Regions from separate parts of the Homo sapiens genome. Here regions 1 and 2 are each linked to region 3. A link is a contact called in ENCODE Hi-C or POLR2A ChIA-PET data. All regions are on one chromosome and are shown on one strand. The core of a region is the stretch at or near the end of the contact, and the rest is flanking DNA. Distances in the headings are between cores, read along the strand shown. Region 1 overlaps LINC01399 (long intergenic non-protein coding RNA 1399). Region 2 overlaps LOC107985590 (a long non-coding RNA gene). Region 3 overlaps TOM1 (target of myb1 membrane trafficking protein).

The links. A loop is a pair of places that touch in the nucleus more often than their neighbours do. ChIA-PET counts read pairs that join two places held with the same protein, here RNA polymerase II (POLR2A). Pooled maps may share reads with other maps.
Region 1: a pooled map shows a loop between it and region 3 (16-fold over the local background). The contact joins two enhancer-like sites. A Hi-C loop is called at or near these places in 2 of 37 single-sample maps with no recorded cell type and 8 of 50 pooled maps.
Region 2: a loop to region 3 is called in a pooled map, with 4 times the contacts of the local background. The contact joins two enhancer-like sites. A Hi-C loop is called at or near these places in 17 of 168 maps with a recorded cell type or tissue (KBM-7, Right ventricle myocardium inferior, Right ventricle myocardium superior and 12 more) and 8 of 50 pooled maps. POLR2A ChIA-PET finds 5 or more read pairs at or near these places in 2 of 52 experiments (PC-9 and T-cell).

The regions. Positions count from the first base shown.
Region 1 is chr22:35,154,442-35,158,075 of GRCh38, reverse strand. The region is part of intron 4 of LINC01399 (long intergenic non-protein coding RNA 1399); the gene reads left to right. Among named protein-coding and RNA genes, the nearest start is that of LINC01399, 75 kb to the left of the region's middle. RefSeq lists enhancers at 2,734-2,933, 2,919-3,442 and a silencer at 2,906-3,200. Within about 2 kb of position 1,524, at least 2 of the 41 ENCODE cell types and tissues checked have a DNase peak (open chromatin) inside an H3K27ac peak, as active enhancers do.
Region 2 is chr22:35,580,610-35,584,310 of GRCh38, reverse strand. LOC107985590 (a long non-coding RNA gene) reads left to right here. Exons shown (of 5, transcript XR_007068163.1): 4 at 3,300-3,411. Among named protein-coding and RNA genes, the nearest start is that of MB, 35 kb to the left of the region's middle. RefSeq lists a silencer at 981-1,060 and enhancers at 800-1,301, 3,276-3,701. Within about 2 kb of position 1,891, at least 5 of the 41 ENCODE cell types and tissues checked have a DNase peak (open chromatin) inside an H3K27ac peak, as active enhancers do; they include heart right ventricle and transverse colon, where a contact is called at or near this core.
Region 3 is chr22:35,329,018-35,332,477 of GRCh38, reverse strand. TOM1 (target of myb1 membrane trafficking protein) reads right to left here. Exons shown (of 15, transcript NM_005488.3): 8 at 1,998-2,131. Among named protein-coding and RNA genes, the nearest start is that of MIR3909, 4.9 kb to the left of the region's middle. RefSeq lists an enhancer at 1,618-2,118. Within about 2 kb of position 1,718, at least 22 of the 41 ENCODE cell types and tissues checked have a DNase peak (open chromatin) inside an H3K27ac peak, as active enhancers do; they include heart right ventricle and transverse colon, where a contact is called at or near this core.

The DNA of each region.
Region 1 (3,634 bases), core at 275-2,774, 170 kb after region 3:
GCCCTTGGCAGAATTTCTCAAACTTTAAAATGCAAAGAGGTCCCTTGGCCATCTTGTGTGAAAGCAGCCTCTGATTCAGTAAGTCTGGGGTGGGTCCTGAACTGTGCCTTGCTGACAGGCTCCTGGGTGTGTGGGTGCTGATGCTGCTGGATCTGGGTCCCCACTCAGGTCAACTCTGTACTCTCTCAGGCTGTGCACGTGAGCCTTTGCTATCCTTCAGAGCTGCCTTTAAGTATTAATTCATTCATCAAGCATTTATTAGCTTCTACTGTGTGCCAGGCCCTGTGCTGGGCTCTGGATAGAAGATGAAGGGAACAGAGTGCTCACCTTCAAATTACTTACAGCTGGGTTGGAGACACTACTTTTCCAACAAGCACTGCTAATGCAATGTGATTGCAATGTGATTACGTCCTGAGCAAGGATGGAAGGCCCTGCTGCAGGACCCTTCTCAGGTGAGGGGCAATTAATTCTGCTGGGAGGCCTCAGGGAGGGGGATATTGAAGCTGGGTATTGAAGCATGAGGAGGAGCCTTTCAGATGAGAAAGTGGAGGCAGAGGATATGAGTATGAATGGCTGGAAGTTTGAAAGTTTGGCATTGCCAGGAAAACATGGATGCTAGTTGCAAATGCCCCCAACTAAGAGATGGCTGGCTGGATGTGGAGTGCTGATCTGGCTATCACCACCAGACTCGGAGTCCTTGAGGTCAAGAGCCTCATCTGGCTTATCTCTACTCCCCCAGCTCTGGCAAACGGTGCCCAGAAAATAATTAAACCAAAATGAAGTTGATTTGTTCATTTCTGGCAGAGGTGCTCATTCTTGAGTGTACATCAGAATGCCCTGAAGTGCTTGTTAAAAAGACTTATGGGCCCCACCCTCAGTGCTTCTGACCCCGTAGATCTGGGCTGGGGCCTGGTATTTGCACTTCTAACAAGTTTCCAGGCAATGCTGCTGTTGCAGAACCAGGAACCACCCTTTGTGGACCACCAATCAACATCCAACGTCATTGTTTTCAAGTAATTCCTCCTGAGGGAGGGGAGTGGGTGGTTCACAGAAGGCAATGTGGATTAATGTAGAAAGCATGGCCTTTAAAGCTGCATACACTAGGTTCAATAAAGTTCTGCCATCTGTGTAACCTTGTTTGGATCAGACATTCCATAATACCTACCTTAGGACTCTTTAGTCAAGTTTCAGGTGAGAGAAACCCAGCTCAATAAATAAAAAAGAAATGACTGGGCTGTATAACTCAGAAGTTTGGGTGTCTGGAGTCTGGTGTGCCTGGATCCAGGAAGTCAAATCATGCCCTCGGAACTCCGTCTCTTTCCACCCTTTGGCTAATCTTTCTTCTGTATTGATCCCATTCTCAGGCAGGCACTCTTCCTGTAGCAGCTAGGATGACCAGGTAGCTCCACAATGATATGTTTTGCATAGTTACTGATCCCAGAGAAAAGAGAAAAGAATATCTCCGTTTTCTAGTGTTTTTAGCAAAAGCCCCAGAGATTCCTTTGATTGGCCTGGGCTGGGTCATGTGCCCACTCCTGAACCAATCACTGAACCTGGGGTACGGAGAGCTCTGATTGGCCAAAACTTGGTCACACGGCTATTCCTTGAAAAGTAAGAGAGAGAGAGAGAGAGTGTGTGTGTGTGTGTGTGTGTGTGTGTGTGTGTGTGTGTGTGTGTGTAGGGTATTGTTCAGGCTGGCATGGATGGATGGGATTTTCCTGAAAAGCCGCTCTGTTGCCAGTGTGTGTGTGTGTGTGTGTGTGTGTGTGTGTGTGTGTGTGTGTAGGGTATTGTTCAGGCTGGCATGGATGGATGGGATTTTCCTGAAAAGCCGCTCTGTTGCCAGAAAAATGGGACAAGGAAAGGATGTATGCTGGGCACTTTAAAACTACCTCGCTTTCAAAGTATTCCAAAATCTAGAATCGTCATGTCACCATTTTAGAATTCCTCTCAGTCGGCATGGCTTAATGAGGTTTTTAAAGGACTGATAAGGACTTAAGAGCACCTCACGTTATATACTTAGGAGGACCAGGTAGTGTTTTACATATTTTACACATCAATTCACGTAGTCTTTCTAAGAGCCTTATAAAGTAGGGACTCTTCTTCTTTTTAACAGATCAGGAAACTGAGGCACAGAGAGGTTAAGTAACTTGGCCAAGGTCACAGAGCTAGCGAGTGGTAGAGACCAGCTGCAAACCCAGGCAGTCCAGCTGTCTGTGTGCCTAACCACTATGTCCGCAGCCTGCCTCTTGAGAATTTTGAAATCTTATTACTGGAAAATGCCTTGGAGATGATGTCAGCCAGCACCCCAACCCCTCCTCCCTGTTTATTTATTTATTTATTAACAATTGAGGACCAGAGAGGAGGATTCATTTACTTGAGGTCATGCAACCCAGTAATGGCACAACCAGGATGAGAATTTTTGTCTTTGAATGCTGACCCCAGAGTTGTTCTGCCCCACCATCCCTCTACTGCCTCCTACTGGGTTTTCTGGAAATAGTCGCTGTTCTTAAGCGTGTGCAGGAATCAACTTTCACGGTTCTCCACGACCACCAACCACCTGGAGCACCTTGTCCTTTGCATCCTGAGTACCTGGCCCTGTGTCTAGTAGCTTGTGCAGATACTGTTCCTATATGCAATTTTTTGGTAATACTGAAAGCTTTTCCTCATGTTTTACCCATTCTGACTCTATTTCTTTGGGTTAGATCAAGGGGAAGCTGGGCACACTGGAACCACTGACCACACAAAAGCAGCGTAGATGAGCCCTTGTAAATTGGCAACTGGTCAGCACAGCTCAGAAATTCCATTTTCCTCACCCCTCAAAGTGGGGTCTGAGGATATACAGTAGCAGGATTTGCTGGGAGCTCCTTGGAAATGCAGAATCTCAGGCCCCATCCCCATCGGCTTTTTAACAAGACCGCCAGGTGATTTGTTTGCCCGATAAGAAGTCTCATTGTCAACCTGACTCTTCGCCAGTCCTGGAGAGAGAGGAGAAAGTAGCCACTAGGTGGGGGTATTGCCTGGGCCGAGGACCAAATGGCTGGAGCAGTGGGATGCCTGCGAAGAAGAGGCGCGAGGAGCCAGGAGCGGCTCAGCCAGCCAGGCTTTGAGTTGCAAATGGCACAAATGTTTTGGATTTCAAATAGCATCCCCTCTGTCCGCACCCATGTATTCCCTTACTCCCAGTGGCTCTGGAATGTTTAAAAAAAATTCAAAGTAATCTTAAGGATAAAGATGTCCCCAACAGAGAAGATTCAAAGAAGGTGCCTCAGGCCCTGTAGACATCCTCAAAGCCAGGTTAACTTACCTTGTTGTTGAGGAGACAGAGGGTCCAGGTGGGAGGTGACTGACTTGGAATCCTCTCTGAGGATCTTTGACTACAAAGCCTGTGTCCATTCTGCCTCTGCACCTTGGCTCCAGAAATGTCCTGAGCATGGAGCACCTTGTTAGATTCAGTGTCTAGTTTGTACTGCGGACTTCTTTAAAAAGTGTAGGCACAAAGATCTGAGGCTGTAAAAGTTCTCTCCTTTTGTCCAGAAAAACTTGCTACTGGGCAGTGCAGGTCTAGACATCACACTGTCTCCCAAAGCTTTTTTTATTTTTTAGCTGTCTCTCAGATCAGGGACTGATATTC
Region 2 (3,701 bases), core at 642-3,141, 250 kb before region 3:
ACTCCGTCTCAAAAACAAAACAAAACAAAAGAGAGATAGGATCTTGCTATGTTGCCCAGGCTGGAGTGCAGTGGCTATTCACCTGTGTGATCATGGCACACTACAGCCTCTGACTCTTGGGCTCAGGTAATCCTCCTGCGGAGTAGCTGGGACTACAGATGTGCACTACCACGCTCGGCCCTTCCGCTATTTTTGCTAACATCATCAGCTAGATCTGTCTGGCTGCAGAGCCTATGGCCCTCTGGGGGGCCACTTGAATTTATCTTGTCCGGTTCTGAGAGTCTGTCATCTGTTTATTTGCCCCACTGGGCTGTGGAATCCGGCAGAGCAGGGACCAGATCTGGTTGGTCTGTGGGTCTTGAGCGTCCCTTATGGGGAAGGCCCAGAGTGCATGGTCAGTGATGGTTTGTTGATGGAATGAACAATGTATCAAGTTCCTATGCCTCTTAGAATCTTGGGATTTCTCCAGCCATGTTTGTCCCTTAGAATGATGGAATTTCATTAGCCATGTTTGTTTCTAAGAATCCTGGGGTTTCTCCAGCCATGTTTGGCCTTAGATCATGGGATTTCTCTACGGAGGAGCCTTGGTGATCATCCAGGACACTCTGTCTCTTACCAGCCTTCTTCCTCCCTTCCTCAGGCACTGGCCCATAATCCAGCTCCTACTAGCCATACCCTCCTCCTTGTCCCAGGCCAGTGCCCCCTACCCATCCCCAGACCAAAACTGGAGTCTCCACGAAGAGCTCACTTGTCTTGTCCTGGCCTCCCAGTGGCTGGACAGACTCCCTGCTAAGGCTCAGGGCAAGCCCCACCTCCCTGCCAGTCCCTCCAGCCACCTGCGTCTGCCCCTGACTGGGCTGGGGTGTGTCGGTCTCCTCTCTGAACCTCTGTTTCCTCAGCTGCAAAATGAGGAGGATCATTTCGAACACTTTTAGCTCAGCTTTGTCAGTTTGCTACCGGGGTCCAGCTGGGTGGAGGATGAGGACCTTATGTATTACTATCTCCCTGCATCTCTGTGGGGTACCTTGCGGCTCCCGGGGGAAGCAGCATGTCTCTTTAAGGCCACTAGATGGCACCAGCGTGTCACCCGTCTCCCTGCAGGCTGACCTCAGGAGGAATTCCACCTGTGGGATTACACCCTAAGGACCACAGCCACCTCCCTCCTCCCACTGGCAGGAGCCCCTGAAGATCTGCCAGTGGGCGCAGGCAGGATGTGCAGGAGTTAGGGACAGGGGTGGGGGTCAGACAAATTTGAACTGGGGAGTTCTGAGCCAGGCCCTGCTCTTAGAGAACATCCTGGCTCTCTGCTTAGCAGTTAGTTCGCTGGTGACCCTAGGCATTTCATAGCACCCCTTTGAGACTTCAGGTTCTTTCTCTGTGAAATAGGGTACCAAGTCTCTTCTCCTGTGCATCGTGGAAACTGAATGATACTGGGCACGTAAAATGTCCATTCTGCCTCCGGGCACAGAGCAAGCTTCCACAGCATTAGCTGCCACACTAGTTATTAGTGTTACTTTGTAATTTAGTATTACGTCTCAGAATCTCCTCTGGGAGGAGCCTTAGGCAGGATGCCCAGAGATCTGGGTCTGCAATGGACTGTTCTCTCACTGTGTGACCTTTGGCAAGTCATTTCCCATCTCTGGTCCTCGGCTTGGCCTCCACCAGCCTCAAGAGGCTGGGAGTATCATGGAAAAATAAGGGCTTGGGAATCAGACAGACTTGGGTGTGAATCCCACCCACTTCTCCTCTTCCCAGCTGTGTGGCTTTGGGCTGCTCTGATAATTCCCTAATGATTTGTGTGACTATTTATTCTAAGTCTGTCTTCCTGGTTCTCTAGTACGTTCCACGAGGGCCAGGCTCATGTCAACGTGGCTCACCTACATAAACTCAACACTCAGCTCAGTGTCTGGTACGAGTAGCTGCAATAAACAAGGGTGATTCATTATCAGCGTTACTATCACTGTATACATTCACTCAGCAGCAGCAGCAGACCCCGTGTTCAGAGAGTCCTCTGCACTCTTTTTTTTTTTGAGATGGAGTTTCGCTCTTGTTGCCCAGGCTGGAGTGCAATGGTACATCTCGGCTCACCACAACCTCCAACTCGCAGGTTCAAATGATTCTCCTGCCTCAGCCTCCCAAGTAGCTGGGATTACAGGCACCTGCCACCATACCTGGCTAATTTTTGTTTTTTTAGTAGAGACGGGGTTTCTCCATGTTGGTCAGGCTGGTCTCCAACTCCTGATCTTAGGTGATCCACCCGCCTCGGCCTCCCAAAGTTCTGGGATTACAGGTGTGAGCCACTGTGCTTGGCCCCTGCACTGTCTTAATAATCCTCATCATTACCTCTGTTTTATGGATGAGGAGACTGAGAGCCAAGGAAGTTAGGTCATTGCCCAAGGCCACACAGCTACAAAGTCACAGGCACTGGGGTTGGAAGCTGAGCTCCATGACAGCCTTGTGTGAACGGATGTGGCAAGCTGAGTGAGAGTCCTCCAAAGATACCCACGTCCTAATCCCCCAAATACCTGTGAATCGTACCTTATCCAGCAAAGGGAATTCTGCAGATGTAATTAAGTTAAGGATCTGGAGATAGGGACATTATCCTGGATTGGTCAGGTGAGCCTAATGTCCCCACAAGGATCCTTCTATGAGGGAGGCAGGCATGTGGCAGTAGGAAGAAAGAGATGAGATGACCAGGCATGGTGGCTCATGCCTATAATCCCAACAGTTTGGGAAGCCAAGGCAGAGAGATCACCTGAGGTCAGGAGTTCGAGACCAGCCTGACCAACATGGTGAAACTCTGTCTCTACTAAAAATACAAAAATTAGCTGGGTGTGGTGGCATGCACCTGTAATCCCAACTACTTGGGAGGCTTCAGCAGGAGAATCACTTGAACCCAGGAAGGGGAGGTTGCAGTGAGCCGAGATAGCACCACTGTACTCCAGCCTGGGCAACAAGAGCAAAACTCCATCTCAAAAAAAAAAAAAAAAAAAGAGAGAGAAAGAGATGAGACTGAGGAAACGGGAGAAAAGACCATGTGATGTGGGAATGAAGAGAGCATTGATTCTATCTTGAAAGACAAGGAAAACCAGCCCTGCTGACGCCTTTAACACAGTGACACTAGTTTTGGACTTCTGACCTCTAGAATTATAAGGTGATAAATGTGTGTTGTTTTAATTTACCAAGTTTATAGTAAGTTGTTACAGAAGCAATAGGAAAATAAGGCACAGAGAACTGAGATAACGTATAAAAACACCCGGTATACAGTTGCAGCTCACTAAATGTTCTTTCCTTCCCAGCACTACCCCGTTTTCCTTTTCCAGCTACAACAGAATGGCAGAGAGGAAAGGACCCTCCGGGATCTTCCAGTTCAGCCAGCCCATTTTACAGAGGTGGAGACTGAGGCCAGAGGTAGGGAATGGCCCCTATCTTGCAGAGGTGAAAGGGGTCCAGGGAGCGAACTTGGGGGAAGGTCCTGGGCTGCTCGGTCTGTTCTAGTGTCTAGCACTGGGCATCCTGGGTGAAGTCATCCAGTCCAAACCCATTTTCCAGGTGAGGAAACTGAGGCCTGGCATTGCCTGAGAGATCTGCAACCTGCACCCCAAGCTGACAGGGTGTGTGCAGGCCTGGAGCCCTCATGAGTCCTCCTATTCAAAGGCCCTTCCCTCCCCCTCTTGAGCGCTGTTCCTCTGTGTGTATCC
Region 3 (3,460 bases), core at 469-2,968:
GTTCAAGTCGTGGCCTTGTCACTTATCACATGACCTCGGGTAAATTATGTTCCTTCTGAACTTTAGTCTGCTTGTCTAGTATCTGTAGGCACCTGCCTCCCTGAAGTGCTGAAGCCCAAATTAGGACATGGGTATAAGTGACTGCGAGCTTGAAAGCACAGTCAGATATTAAGCCTAATGACTGTGGATATCTGAGGGTACCAGCTGCTACCAGATGGGGCCCCTCAGTCACCTCACAGCCCATACCCCAAAATGGCAGGGAAGAGGCCTTTCATTCCACTGGGCCAACGAGCAGGAGAAGCTAGGCAGACGTGACCTGCAGGGTACCCCCCACTTTCCACTGATTTAGAATCAATCAGTGAGTGTCTTTTGATGGAGAAAGACACAAAAAATGAACAAGGGGCTGGAGGAGGCTGGAATAACTCATGTCAGTTATCAGACACCCTGGACTGCTAAGCGCTTTACAGACACTGTTTCATGGACTCTCACTTATGCCACAAGCCTCATTTTACAGATACAGAGGAGGTGTGATGGGCACACAATTTCTGCAGACCCAGCAATCCTTCTCCTTCTCTTTCCTTTTTTTTTTTGAGATGGAGTCTTGCTCTGTCGCCTAGGCTGGAGTGCAGTGGTGCGATCTCGGCTCATTGCAACCTCTGCCTCCTGGGTTCAAGCAATTCTCCTGCCTCAGCCTCCCAAGTAAGCTGGGATTACAGGCACCCACCACCACCTCCGGCTAATTTTTTTGTATTTTTTAGTAGAGACGGGGTTTCACCATGTTGGCCTGGCTGGTTGCAAACTCCTGGCCTCAAGTGATCCTCCCGGCTCAGCCTCCCAAAGTGCTAGGATTACAGGTGTGAGCCACTGCGCCCAGCCCTTCTCCTTCTTTTGTAATAGCACCTAAGTACTCTTTAGAGGAACTGCTCCTCCCCCATTTCACATCATCCCGGTGGGGCTGCCATCAAAGGGCCCTCTCCCATACCCCAGCTGGTAGGCACAATGAAGCTCAGCCAATCCAAGTCTCTCTTGGGGATGTGACTCTTGAACAGAATGATACAAGGTGGGCAGGTGGGTGTGGTGGCTCATGCCTGTAATACCAATGCTTTCGGAGGCCAAGGAGGGAGGACTGCTTGAGGCCAAGAGTTTGAGACTAGCCTGGGCAACACAGTGAGACCCCTGTCTCTGCAAAAAGAAAAAAAAAAAAAGAAAAGAAAATTAGCTGGGTGTGGTGGTGCATGCCTGTAGTCCCGGCTACCTGGCAGGCTGAGGTGGGAGGACTGCTTGAGCCCAGGAGGTTGAGGCTGCAGTGAGCTGTGATCATGCCACTATACTCCAGCCTGGGTGACAGAGCAAGATCGTGCCTCAAAAAAAAAAAAAAAAAAAAGGTGGACAGGTGTTTGTGGACAAGTGTTTGAGCTGATGTATTTATTGATGGCAGCACCCTGGGGAGATGGTCCAGGAATTTCTGCTCCTGAGACATCTGAGCTGCCCTGGGATCCATCTTTCTTGTTCTGTTGGGAGACATCAGTTTCACTTTTCTCTGGATTCTGAAAGCTACCCATTTAATAAAGATTATTATCCTAACAAATTCTTTTTCTGCCTAAGTTAGCCAGAAATGTTTTGTGTAGCTTGCAGCAGTGAAGTCACTTGTCTAAGGCCCCAGAACCAGGAAGTGGTGGAGTGGGCGAGGACACACCAGGCCAGTCTGGTTGCAGGGCCGTGCTCTCAGCTGTGACCTGTGACCATCTCCCAGGGCTGGACTTGGGCACAGGCAGCAGCGCTAACCCTGGAAAGGAGATACAGGGCGGCTGGAAGGAGGGGCCCTCATAAACATCCTGGAAGAAGACAGCTGAGGGCACAGGCCCTTAGGAGCCTGCCTTGTGTTTGAGAGGAGGACGAGAGAAGGCTCAGATGGCATGAGACCAGGAGAACAGGGAGGAAGGGAAGGGAGAGGGTTGGGGCAGTAGGCCAGAGGCCAGGGGAGGTGCTGGGGCTACCGTTCATGGCGCAGGAACACATTGTTGAGATTGTCATTGACGATGAGCAGCTCCTCTGTCAGCTGCTCATTGGCGATCTGAGGGATGAGCTCCAGGACCCGCTGCTGCATGGCTCGGCACGTGCGGTTGAGCTCCTGCCAGGAAAGGAAGTGAGGCAACCACAGTCACATGACTCAGAGTGAGGCCGTCTCTTTTTTTTTTTGTGAGACGGAGCTCTGTCGCCCAGGCTGGAGTGCAGTGGTGCGATCTTGGCTCACTGCAAGCTGTGTCCTGGGTTCATGCCATTCTCCTGCCTCAGCCTCCCAAGTAGCTGGGACTACAGGCGTCTGCCACCACGCCTGGCTAATTTTTTTTTTTGTAGTTTTAGTAGAGACGGGGTTTCGCCATATTAGCCAGGGTGGTCTCGATCTCCTGACCTCACGATCTGCCTGCCTCGGCCTCCCAAAGTGCTGGGATTACAGGCGTGAGCCACCGCGCCTGGCCAAGTGAGGCCATCTCTAATGCACGGGCCTCCAGCCCCTGCACAAGCCTTGGAGGAGGGTGAGGTGCCCAAACTGGACTTCAAGGTTCCACGGAACAGCTTTTTGGGTTCTACAAACATGAACTTGAACTTCACTTCCAAGTGTTAGATGCTAAAATTTAATCCACAGGAAACCATCAACATGTCCAACTGTGCTGCCGGTTTAACTTGGCTTCGTGCAGATTCCAGAATAAAGGTTGTGCCACCATCTTTGCTTAGTCAAAAAAAAACTGAGTCTGCAAAGGGGGCTGGCTGAACAAACCACAACTTCTGGGGGTATGCTGTGATTTTTGCAACCAAAGCATACAGAATGAACTAGATGACTGCAACCATTAGCCACAAACCTCGATTTCGAGTTTTTGCCTCACTTTTCTCACTGCCTGATTTTTTGTCTTTTTAAACAAACTTTTAGCTTTGGAATAATTTTAGATTTACAGAAGAGATGCAAAGATAGTACCACAAGTTCCCATATACCCTTGACCCTGGCTTCCCCTTAGTCTGGCATTTGTCAAAACTGGTAAACTACCATTAAACATTAAAACTGGTAAAATACTATTAACTAAACTGCGGACTTTATTCAGGTTTCACTAGTTTTTCCTCTAATGTCCTTTGTTTGTTCTAGGATCCTACACTGCATTTAGTTATCACGTCACCGACTTTTAACCACTAGGTGTCATATTTAAACTTATGAAAAATAAAAAAAATGGCTACACCCGGTGGCTCGTGCCTATAATCCCAGCACTTGGGGAGGCCGAGGCGGGTGGATCACCTGAGGTCAGGAGTTCAAGACCAGCCTGGCCAACAAGGTGAAACCCTGTGTCTACTAATAATACAAAAATTAGCCGGGCATGGTGGTGTATGCCTATAATCCCAGCTGCTTGGAAGGCTGAGGCAGGAGAATAGCTTGAACCCAAGAGGCAGAGGCTGCGGTGAGCCGAGATCG